Regions from separate parts of the Homo sapiens genome. Here region 1 is linked to region 2. A link is a loop called in an ENCODE intact Hi-C map of the cell type or tissue named here. Cell type or tissue: GM12878. All regions are shown on one strand. Each heading gives the region's core, and the rest is flanking DNA. Links, peaks and the distances in the headings are about the cores only.

Region 1 (5,391 bases), core at 260-5,259, 120 kb after region 2:
TTCTTAGTGTGACAGCTCTTACATAATACTCTAAAATGAATTTCTGTGCTGCTTTTTAACTTTCTACCGTTGGCTACCAAGTTATAACCCGAGAGTACTGTTCTGAGCTACATTGCATCTTCCCCAAATTTATATGTTGAAGTCCTAACCAGCCAGTACCTCAGAATGTGATTGCATTTGGAGATAGGGTATTTAAAAAGGTCATTGCATTAAAACGAGGGCACATAGAGTGGGCCCTAATCCAAAATAACTGGTCTCCTTATAAGAAGAAGAGATAAGGACACAGACAAAGACAGAAGGAAGACCATGTGAAATCACAGAGAGAAGACAGCCACCTACAAGCTAAGGAGGGAGGCCTCAGCAAAAAACAACTCAGCTGACACCTTGATCTTGGACGTACAGCCTCCAGAATTGAAAGAAAATAAATTTCTGTTATTTAAGCCAACTTTATTATGGCAGCCCTAGCAAACCAATATAAGTATCAATCTCCATTGCAAGTGAAGTATTGCTGTAATAAATAACACACAATTTCATTGTGTATGTACCATCTCCAAGTAAACTGGAAACTTTTTGATGTTCGTGAATGTGACTTTTATTCCTTGGACCATCTCATAAAAAAAGCACCATTTATATACATAATAGATGCTCAGTAAATATTTAAAACCCATTTCTTAAACTGCAGGATATATGAAGACCTCTTTGTCTTCCTCTATTTCAGGGTTTCAGCCTTATTGACATTTTGGACTGAATAGTTCTTTGTTGTAGAGGACTGTCCTGCATGTTGTAAGACATTTAGCAGCTTCCTGGGACCTCCCACTAGACACCAGTGGTACAAACCCCCTTCCCATTGTTGTGAAAACCAAAAATGTCTCCAGACATTGTCAAACCTCCCCTGAGATTCAAGCCACTCCTGGTGGAGGACTGATCTATTGTAGCCATTTCTTTTTCTCCTCTTCTTGGATATTCTGTTTCAAGTATTATACAAATCTGGAGATTCCTTAGAGATATGTATTATGAATCCTGAGCATCATCAGGGTAACAAGAAATAAGGCCAAATTTATTGGGGGAGGGTGGCTGGTGCACCTCTGATTATGATTTGGTAGGGCTATTTTGTCAAATCTGGCCTGTAGAAAGAAGTCTCTATAGTAGGACAAGACCAAAGAAAAGACTAAAAATGTCAAGACGGTGGTTTCTGCTGAGTCAGAAGCCCAGGCCTCTCTTCCCAAGATTTCACCTCCTGGACACTGGTCACTAGCTAGGATCAACACAGGCAAGGAGTTATTTCTATCTCCAGTAGGATTGACTATTTTAAATGATTTGCGGATTCAGCCATTTCATAGCAAACAAATCCCACATCACAAAAACCACCAGGGAAATTGCCACTAATGAGTATGCTTGTTAACGACCTTAGTAAAGAAGGCAAGAAGGCAGTGGCTGAAACGGCTGGGCCCCAGAACTGTGGTCTCCCCTCTGAAGCTGGCCTCACACCCTGAGGCTGAGGTTAGTGTGAGAAGACAGTGTGACCTCTCACTTCCTACGCACCTCCCTCCTGGAGAACCATCTCAGGACCTCAGGATTGGCCTCTGGATCTCACCAACTAGTGCCCATGACTTTCATGGGTGTAAAAATAAAATTATGGTGGTAAAGCTCATGGGGTCATCCCATCTACTAAGAATCTGAAAGACTGATGGGTCATGCTTTGTGGCCCAAAACCACAATCTAGTCTGATGGTTCCATTGCCTCTGCCATCTGATATGATATCACACGGAGGGAAGAGGCAGAGCCTAGGAATAAGGCAGCCTGGAGCCAGATTATGGAGGGCTCCATGCCAAAAATACTAAATATAGATTATTTCTGGACTCATAAACTTCCCATGCCAAGAAGTCATTTTCTCTGATGTTTGTGGGGGAAGCATGGACATGGTATTGAAGACACCAGTGATTTAGTTAAATCACAGGAAACTCCTATAATCCCTGTGCTACTAGAATTCCCAGCAATACGTTTATGTAAGTAACTATAACATGAGATAATAAAAAGCTACCTAGAGAGAAGAAGAAGAAGCCCAAAACTCTTCAAGTCTCTTTAGAAGCAAAGGAAGTACTTTTCTGATGCAAAGCTTCGTAGCAGATATAGTAACACTTTCCGTTTCCACTTTCTGAATTACTCATCTCACTATTTACCATCCCAGAGTTACCAAGGGTAACAGTGAGACAAAAATGTACCCCCACTGGGACTAAAAAGGAAGTCTGGGTTGTATTTCACACCTGCTCCCTCTCCTTCAGCTCTGCATTGGGTGACAGATGCAAAACTCCTTCAGATTTGACTAAAGGTAACCCACACTCCTGGAGTTTGAGTGAATACCCACAAGCCACAGGCTAAATATGTCAGAGGGAGTTTTATAGGGGTTCCCACAGCTTCCCCATTTCCTTCCAGCTAAGTAACATGGTGCCCAGGGTTCTTTTGGTGCAGTGCAGCTTGGAGATTTGATATACGCAAAGGGGTGCATCTGTTTCCAGAAGGGCATAGTTAGCTGCCATTGGCCATCATGCTCGACACAAACTACTCCGCGTTCACATCATCACAATTTACATTATCTTCTATATCATTTTCTGTGACACATTAAATTCCCCATGCAAAAGCCATTTTCCTATCTCTTTCCTTTGCTAGAAAAAGAAGTCAATAATGACCACATTGCTTAGTGCTTACAATAGTTTTATTGCTTTTGTACTAGGTTATGATAGACACTGCACAGACATTTTAATTCCATTTAACAAAAATAAAACAGAAATACAACTTTCAAAATGAAATTGAGTACTGGCTAGGCACAGTGACTCACGTGTGTAATCCCAACTCTTTGGGAGGTCAAGAGCAGGGAGTTCAAAACCGGCTTGGGCAACATAGTAAGACCCAATTTCTACAAAAATAGAAAATTAGCTTGGCATGGTGGCATGCTCCTACAGTCCTAGCTACTCAGGAGACTAAGGCAGGAGGATTCATTGAGCACAGATGTTCGAGGCTGCAGTGAGCAAGGATGGGACGTACTGTATTCCAGCCTGGGCAACAGAGCTAGACCCTGTCTCAAGAAAGAAAGACAAAGGGGGTGGGGGGAGGAAGGAAGGAGGGGAAGGAAGGAAAAAAGGAAGGAGGGAAGGAAGGGAGGGAGGGAGGGAACCAAGTACCAGTGCTGAGGACATGTAATATACTAAAAGAGCCTATAATGTGAATTTGAACTTTGTCTGCCACCTTGAAAAAGAGTAATAGAGAAGTCTTTTTTTTTTTTTTAACATATGCTGTGTCTCACAAGCCCTTCATCCAATGGGAAAACAGCAAGTGTGGAAAATTTAGAACACATCTAGTATTAGGGCATAGCCCAAGTTGCTGTAGCAAAGTTACACAAAACACAGTGCCTCAAGCAGAATGGAAAAATATTTCCTTTTAACAGAGGAGCACATAGGTTGTGGGTAAGGCAAGGCCAAGAAGCTGACTCTGCTCCATGAGGTCCTCCAGGGACCCAGGATCATCTTCTGTTTTTAAAAAAAATTAAATCTAATTTCTATAGAGCCAAATACACTTTTCCAAGTGTTTCCACTTGTTGCCCTAGCAACATTCCCTAGAATGTTGCTCTTATCTGCAGCACCTCCTCTTTATTCTGCCCCAAAGGAAGGGTAAAAGAGAGTACAGAGCAATCAGTTTCTTTTTAAAGGGTATTAGCAAGAAGTTGCAACTCACATCCCATTGGCCAGAATTTAATCACATATCTAGCTTAAGTTACCCCAGGAAAAGGAGTTTGTGTGCCCAATTAGAACTTGGAAGATTATAATACAAAAAGGATAAAGGGGGAAATGAATACGATTACTATATGCCACAACATCAAAATCTTTACAAAGCTTGGGGATTGGATTCTTTTCTAATATCTTTCAACAAATGAGAATATAGTACTGGAACGCAATTTGCAAACAACACAGCAAAAGTTTCATGCAATGATAGTCACTTCTGGCATCTTTGTTGTTAATTTTTGTCTATTACTTCGTTCCACTTTTTTGCAAAGATTGGAATCAATTAAAAGCATGAAATTGTCTGTCAAATCTGAGAGACTGATCCCAGATAGTATCTTTGTTATTTCCCTTTAGCACAATCCAAAATTTATTTTCAATGACTCTGGCAATCATAAAATGAAGAAGTCTGTGAAGCAAGAACACTCCAGCCCAAAGCATTTCTGCAGTGTTTGGCAAGGGTCTACAATTCAAGGTTATCTGGTGACCACATCAAATACCTTGTGCTGTTTTTGAACCATATATTTCCTATACTATAAGCTATGACTCTGATCTGATCTTAATTTCCCATGACAACTACAAAAATGCAAGAAGGACATAGTTCTGTAGAATGTCAATATTCCTTTAGGTAATCATTGCTTTTGATGAAATCAAGACTAATTGTTGGCAGAAAAAAAAACTCTGAGTGAAGGAAAATAAAAGATGCTATCAGTGTGTTAATGAAGAGATTTTTATGGTGTGCCTACAAATATATGATGATGTCAGTTCCAAATTATAAAAACAGCAGTTGATACAATGTTTTATCTGTTTAGAAAATGTCAGTGCCTTAGAGCAATAATTGCTATAATCCATTGTCATGATGTATTGTACTGATGGCACAGCAGAAGTAGATATTCTTCCAGCCTCAGTAGTGATAATAATAGTAACAACAACATCAATAATAGTAGTAGTTACATTTTCCTTAATTCTACTCTTTATTGGACACTATGCAAATTACTTTTTATGCAAACTTTCTTATAATTTTCACAATAATATTGCAAGGTAAATAAAATAGGCATCACTCTCAGGAAGCCTCAGTGAACAGGTTGACTAAGCTCATCTGGTAGTTGTGGCAGTGGTGATAATGAAGATACATGAAGTGCATTCTCTGTTCCAGACCATGTACTAAGCACAGTGAAGCTGGGATTCAGAGCCATGGCATCTTTGCCGTGGTGCCTCATAGACACAGGCAGAAGCCAGGTTTGTCACAAGCCACAGGATTCATCCTGCTGTAGGCAGCCACTCAAGTTGCCTCAGAAAGCATAAGTTCTGAGCATGCCAACAAGACTTGAAGTGATGTGACATTCTAAAATTAATCCAATCTATGGGATGGTTAATACCCATTCCATCACATGAAACACCTACTTCATCCTACAATGTATTACATCTGGTCTAAGGGGGATGGATGATGGCCAGACTATATAGCAAAGAAGTGCTGGAATGGAATTTGGGGCTATCAACAGCTGTGCTTTAAGTCAAATTCTCCAAATTTGTCTGAAGCAGATAAATACAATGGTGATCAGAATACCATACTCGACTGCTATAGTTTGAACATGTCCCCTCCAAAATTTAAAATAGT
Region 2 (5,391 bases), core at 75-5,074:
TTTGTCCTTGAGATAGTTTGCTGAGAATGATGGTTTCCAGCTTCATCCATGTCCCTACAAAGGACATGAACTCATCATTTTTTATGGCTGCATAGTATTCCATGGTGTATATGTGCCACATTTTCTTAATCCAGTCTATCATTGTTGGACATTTGGGTTGGCTCCATGTCTTCGCTATTGTGAATAGTGCCACAGTAAACATACGTGTGCATGTGTCTTTATAGCAGCATGATTTATAATCCTTTAGCTATATACCCAGTAATGGGATGGCTGGGTCAAATGGTATTTCTAGTTCTAGACCCCTGAGGAATCGCCACACTGACTTCCACAATGGTTGAATTAGTTTACAGTCCCACCAACAGTGTAAAAGTGTTCCTATTTCTCCACATCCTCTCCAGCACCTGTTGTTTCCTGACTTTTTAATGACCGCCATTCTAACTGGTGTGAGATGGTATCTCATTGTGGTTTTGATTTGCATTTCTCTGATGGCCAGTGATGATGAGCATTTTTTCACGTGTCTTTTGTCTGCATAAATGTCTTCTTTTGAGAAATGTCTGTTCATATCCTTTGCCCACTTGTTGATGGGATTATTTGTTTTCTTCTTGGAAATTTGTTTGAATTCTTTGTAGATGAAAGGTGTCATTTCTAAGCAGAATCTTTAAGAGCTAGTACATACTTTACCATGTTCCCTTTTCCCACTTCAACAAACATGAACCCCATGTTCAGATAAAGCCTCTGTCCCAGAGTCACTACAATGAATGGGAAGTCTCTTAGCCTTCCACAATGAACAGGTACCATGGTGTGAAAAACAACAAACAAAAGAAACCTGTGCTCATCCACTGAGATTTTTGTGTCATTTGTTACTGCAGCACAATCCTACCTATCCTGTCTAATACAGGTGCTTTTCCAAAATGCTCTGCAAAATTTCTATCCTTAATTGCTTATGTACCAGGAGTGATTTATTTCTGTACATTTTAGTGACACTGCTTTGTGACTCCCTCTCATGTGAATATTTTTGTGAATATTTTATGTTCCATGGGTCAGCTGACTCTGTCTTCTACCCTCAATGCTATGAGGAAGGCTATTATTTTTTCCCAGAACCATACCAAAGGCAAGGCAGTGGGAATGGCCCATGCCATGGAGGAAATAAGAAGGTGCATTTTCTGTAGAAATTTTTAAAACTGTAACAAAACCAACTAAAGATCAGTGTGCTTTTTATTATCATCATAGGACTGCAGTGCAATGCAGTTTATAAGAGCCTGTTACATATCATGCTAGAGAACTTCCCCAGCAGTAAACAACCAAATTAGCTGGGATCCATGAATTAATTCATTCATTTATTAAATACCTCTTTTGAACAAGACATGGTGCTATGCACTGCAGATAAAGGAAGGAACAGCACTGGCACTGTCCCGACCCTCATGGCATTTATACTTGGAGCACAGGAGCAGGAATTCTACAAGTGTGCAAGTTGGCATGATATGCATTTTTCCTCCTTGAGGAGGTGCCATTTGAGTTAGACCTGAGTGATAAGGAAGAGGCAGCTGTGCAAAGATCTAGAAGAAGAGCATTCCAGGCAGAGTGACCATCAATGCAAAAGCTTTGAAGCAAGGACAAGGTTAATGTGCCTGAATATTGTGAATGCAGTTGTGAGTGGAGAGAGAGGGGGTCAATGAGAGAAGCAGGGATCAGGCACTATGCGATATCTTTCAGGCCATCCATTGTAAGGAATCAGAATTTTCATCTGGTTGGGAAGGGAAAGCACTGAAGAGCTTGAAGCAGGCAAGTGATATAATATGACTTGTTATTTACAAAGACCTCTCTGGCCTCTGTGTGGAGACAGAGAGGCAAGACGGGGAGCAGGACATCAGTGTTGGGGCTGTTGCATTGGTCCAGACAAGGGACGGTTGATATGCCTTGAATGAGAATCTTAACAGTGGTTATGACGAAAATAGCCAAATTCAGAAATTGACAGGACAAGACTTACTGATCGATTGGACATCAGCGGCGAGTGAAAGAGAGGACACATAAACAACTCCCGGTTAAAATTTTGGATTGGACAATTGAGTGGATGGTGAGCATCACTTACTGAGACATTTTTTTCTTAGTATATGTTCCATTAAACTGAAAAAAATTAAAGTTAATCCCCCTTTCTTAACTTCCTTCTACACTGGCAAATAATAATAATAATAATAATAATAATAATAATAATAATAATGAGAGACATATTTTTCAGTTAAATGACATTATCAAATTAGACTACTAGAAAATACCATAGATCAAATCATCTGGGAATTACCACCCCAGAGCATCCAGGACTGAACTCAGACAGGCAATTTGATTGGCTCACAATGATATCATAATTCTATTTCAGGGCAGAACTGGAGGTCTGCCTGTTGATGCCCAGAGCCTGAGGTCTGGCCACCCACGGGTCCCTAAGCCCTCATCTAGATTCATGCTGTGCTGAGACCATTCTGTGAGTTGATAAAAGGCTGTAGGGTGGCTGGGCCTTAGGGTAGAGGGTTGTGTAATGCAGTGCATAATGGCAGTGGAGGTAAGATTAGAAACCAGAAAATATATGTCAATGTGGTCCGACCCCTTTCTGGGTTCACATCAAAATCCCCGTTTGCTTTCCAGAAAGTAGTGGTACAAACCATTATTCCTGTTCATGAGCTCCTTGGGACAGTTCTTCTAGGACACAATTCTCCCTTGCACTAGAAACTATTTTAAAAGTAAACAACACCAGACACCACTACTTAAAGAAAGTCTGGCTCTAACATCCTTCTCAGAAACATTTTGTTGTTGTTGCACAAAAAGTGGCCTCATTACAAAGAGCTTTATTCACAGATCTACAAAGAAGGTAGAGACCATAGGGTCACACACCCAGGAGACAGAATTAAACAGTGTCTTTCCAGAAAGGCAGCAATGAATTCCAAAACAGATTTCAGCTATGAAGATAGATTTTTGCCTATTGCCTGCAATAGGAATAGGAAAACCCTCATGTGTCTAGCGTAATAATATAAGACTTTCAAAGGGCATGGTATTTATTCAAACCACACCATCAGTACAATCTGCAACTCAAATTGCAATGTCAATTTTCCCTTATTGTGCATGTTTCCAGTGCAGTGCCTGGAGCTGAAGAGTGGTGGGGCTGTAAGTCAACCTCTTCGGCTTTGGCCAACTCCTTTGGGTGTTTTGAAGGCATCTCCACCACTTGGCTCATAGCATGTGTCTGATTAAGCCATTGTAATAGGATAATGGACAATCTCATATTGTGGAATCATAATATGGCATTGTAAGATGGACCCAGAGAATCATATCAACGCAATTCTCAAGGGTGGAGTACACACACACACACACACACACACACACACACACACATATATATATATGCACACACACACACACACATATATATGTACACAGTATCTAGACTACAGCAGGCTAATAATTTAGTGGGCAGTATCGCATAGTGGTTAAAGGCTTGGACTCGAGACAGACTGCCTGAGTTCACGTCCCATTTCTCTCATTTACCAGCTCTAATGTGAAACCTTGGCAAGTGTTAAACGGCGTGACAAAAGTAGAACGTATTTCATGGGATTGTTGAAATGATGAAATGAATTAATACACATAAATGACATAGTACAGCACCTGGCAAATAGTAGGGACTATTTGGTATTATTATGATTACACTGCACACTTTTAATCTAAGGCCACACTTCATGTGTGTCCCCTTCATGACTTCATGTGCTGTCAGAAATCATCCTAGAGAAAAGGATGTGAGAAACTAACATGCAATGAGCCTCTACTCAATACCAGGAACTATTCCAGAGAATGTACATGTGCACTATCTCTAAGTCTGAGTCATTTCCCCAACTGCAGTAGCCCATGACTCAAGTGGGGAGAAGTGTGGTATGATCCAGGTACTTAGTATAGCCTTGCCTAGATTTAAAACCTGACTCCACCACTTACTAGCTGTGTGACCTTGGACGAGTTATTTCACCCTCTAAACCATCATTTCCATATCTGTAAAACAGGTATAACATCTAACATTCATGGTGCTTCTGAAGATCTAACAAGCTGACATATGTCTATGACAGTGGCTGGCACAGTGTGGGTTCTCAGAAGCAATGTTGCTCCTCTAGTTACTTCTTAGCTTTTACCTCCAAGGGAACTGGTAGCCTTCCCTGGAAGAACCCAAGGCCAATAGGCATTTTACTATTTAAACATAATTTATTCTTTCATGGAAAAAACATTTTAAATCATTACATGTATAGTGAAAGAAAAAGTAAATTATGTAAACATCTGGAAAGAGTCTTAAATTTCCAATAGACATATGTTTTCTTACTTAGCATATATTCACCGTTCAGCCCCATGTATTTGTCAATACAGAATTTCCTTTAATTCCCCCGTAACTTAGTTGTTTTAACCAAAGAGTAAGAGTTAATTGGAGCAAAGAGAAAGATGAGATGATGATCAGCAGTTCTGAGATGACAGGGATTGATGGCTTTCTCAGTAATCTGTGGGGGCTCACCCTGACTACTCATTCTGAAATGAATCTGTAGCTTTCTCGACCAAATCTTACAACTTTGAGGGATAGGCATTTTATAATTTTTTTAATCTTTTTTTTGAGACTGAGTCTTGCTCTGTCACCCAGGCTGGAATGCAGTGGCACAATCTTGGCTCACTGTAACCTCCGCCTCCCGGGTTAAAGCAATTCTCCAGCTTCAACCTCCCGAGTAGCTGGGATTACAGGCACATGCCACCAAGCCCGGCTAATTTTTGTATTGTTTTAGTAGAGATGGGGTTTCACCTTGTTGGCCAGGCTGGTCTTGAACTCCTGACCTTGTGATCCACCTGCCTCGGCCTCCCAAAGTGCTGGTATTACAGGCATGAGCCACTGTGCCCGGCCGGCATTTTACAATTCTAAAGATAGGAGGGCTGTGAAATGGCCCTCAAGGAGCTAGGCTATAAGGTGTCATTATGTTTGGTATCACTGTCCTTTCCTTTTGGTTCCAAGGCAGTGATGGGGATGTACATTACACCATATCTAAAATTAAAGATACCAGATCTAAACACATGCCTCTACCTACTGAAGCCTGGCGCTAGACCAGTGACTGACCACAGCATACAAGGTCAGCTGGTATTGTTGAATTATATAAATTTGGGTTGGATTGGGTGGCAGAAGGTGCCAGAGCCCAAGCAGACTGATATGAGGCAGAGCTTACCCAGGACTACCATTGGCGTGGCCAGGTACTTGACAAGGCAAGTGGGCATTGGGGCCAGGAGGGAGAAGCCAGCAGGGACAAGGCGTGGGCTTGCAGAGGTACAAAGCCCAGTGCTCCTTACTGGAAGAGGATGCTTGTTCAGTCTTTTAAATGCAATACACCC

What was found. Peaks named below come from ENCODE experiments on the same cell type or tissue, not always from the same donor. Only the 100,000 strongest peaks of a DNase experiment are listed, where the experiment ranks them.
Region 1: it touches region 2 in a loop (4-fold over the local background); 1 of 110 quality-filtered maps calls a loop at or near these places.

Annotation. Positions count from the first base shown.
Region 1 is chr13:42,374,739-42,380,129 of GRCh38, reverse strand. No RefSeq gene overlaps it. Among named protein-coding and RNA genes, the nearest start is that of LINC02341, 47 kb to the left of the region's middle. RefSeq lists an enhancer at 2,042-2,121. In GM12878, for the core only: no CTCF peak of the experiment used is centred there; DNase peaks (open chromatin) are centred at 1,519 and 2,259; H3K4me3 peaks cover 447 bases; H3K27ac peaks cover 3,546 bases.
Region 2 is chr13:42,496,472-42,501,862 of GRCh38, reverse strand. No RefSeq gene overlaps it. Among named protein-coding and RNA genes, the nearest start is that of LINC02341, 74 kb to the right of the region's middle. In GM12878, for the core only: a CTCF peak has its summit at 3,136; DNase peaks (open chromatin) are centred at 3,872 and 4,497; H3K27ac peaks cover 2,378 bases.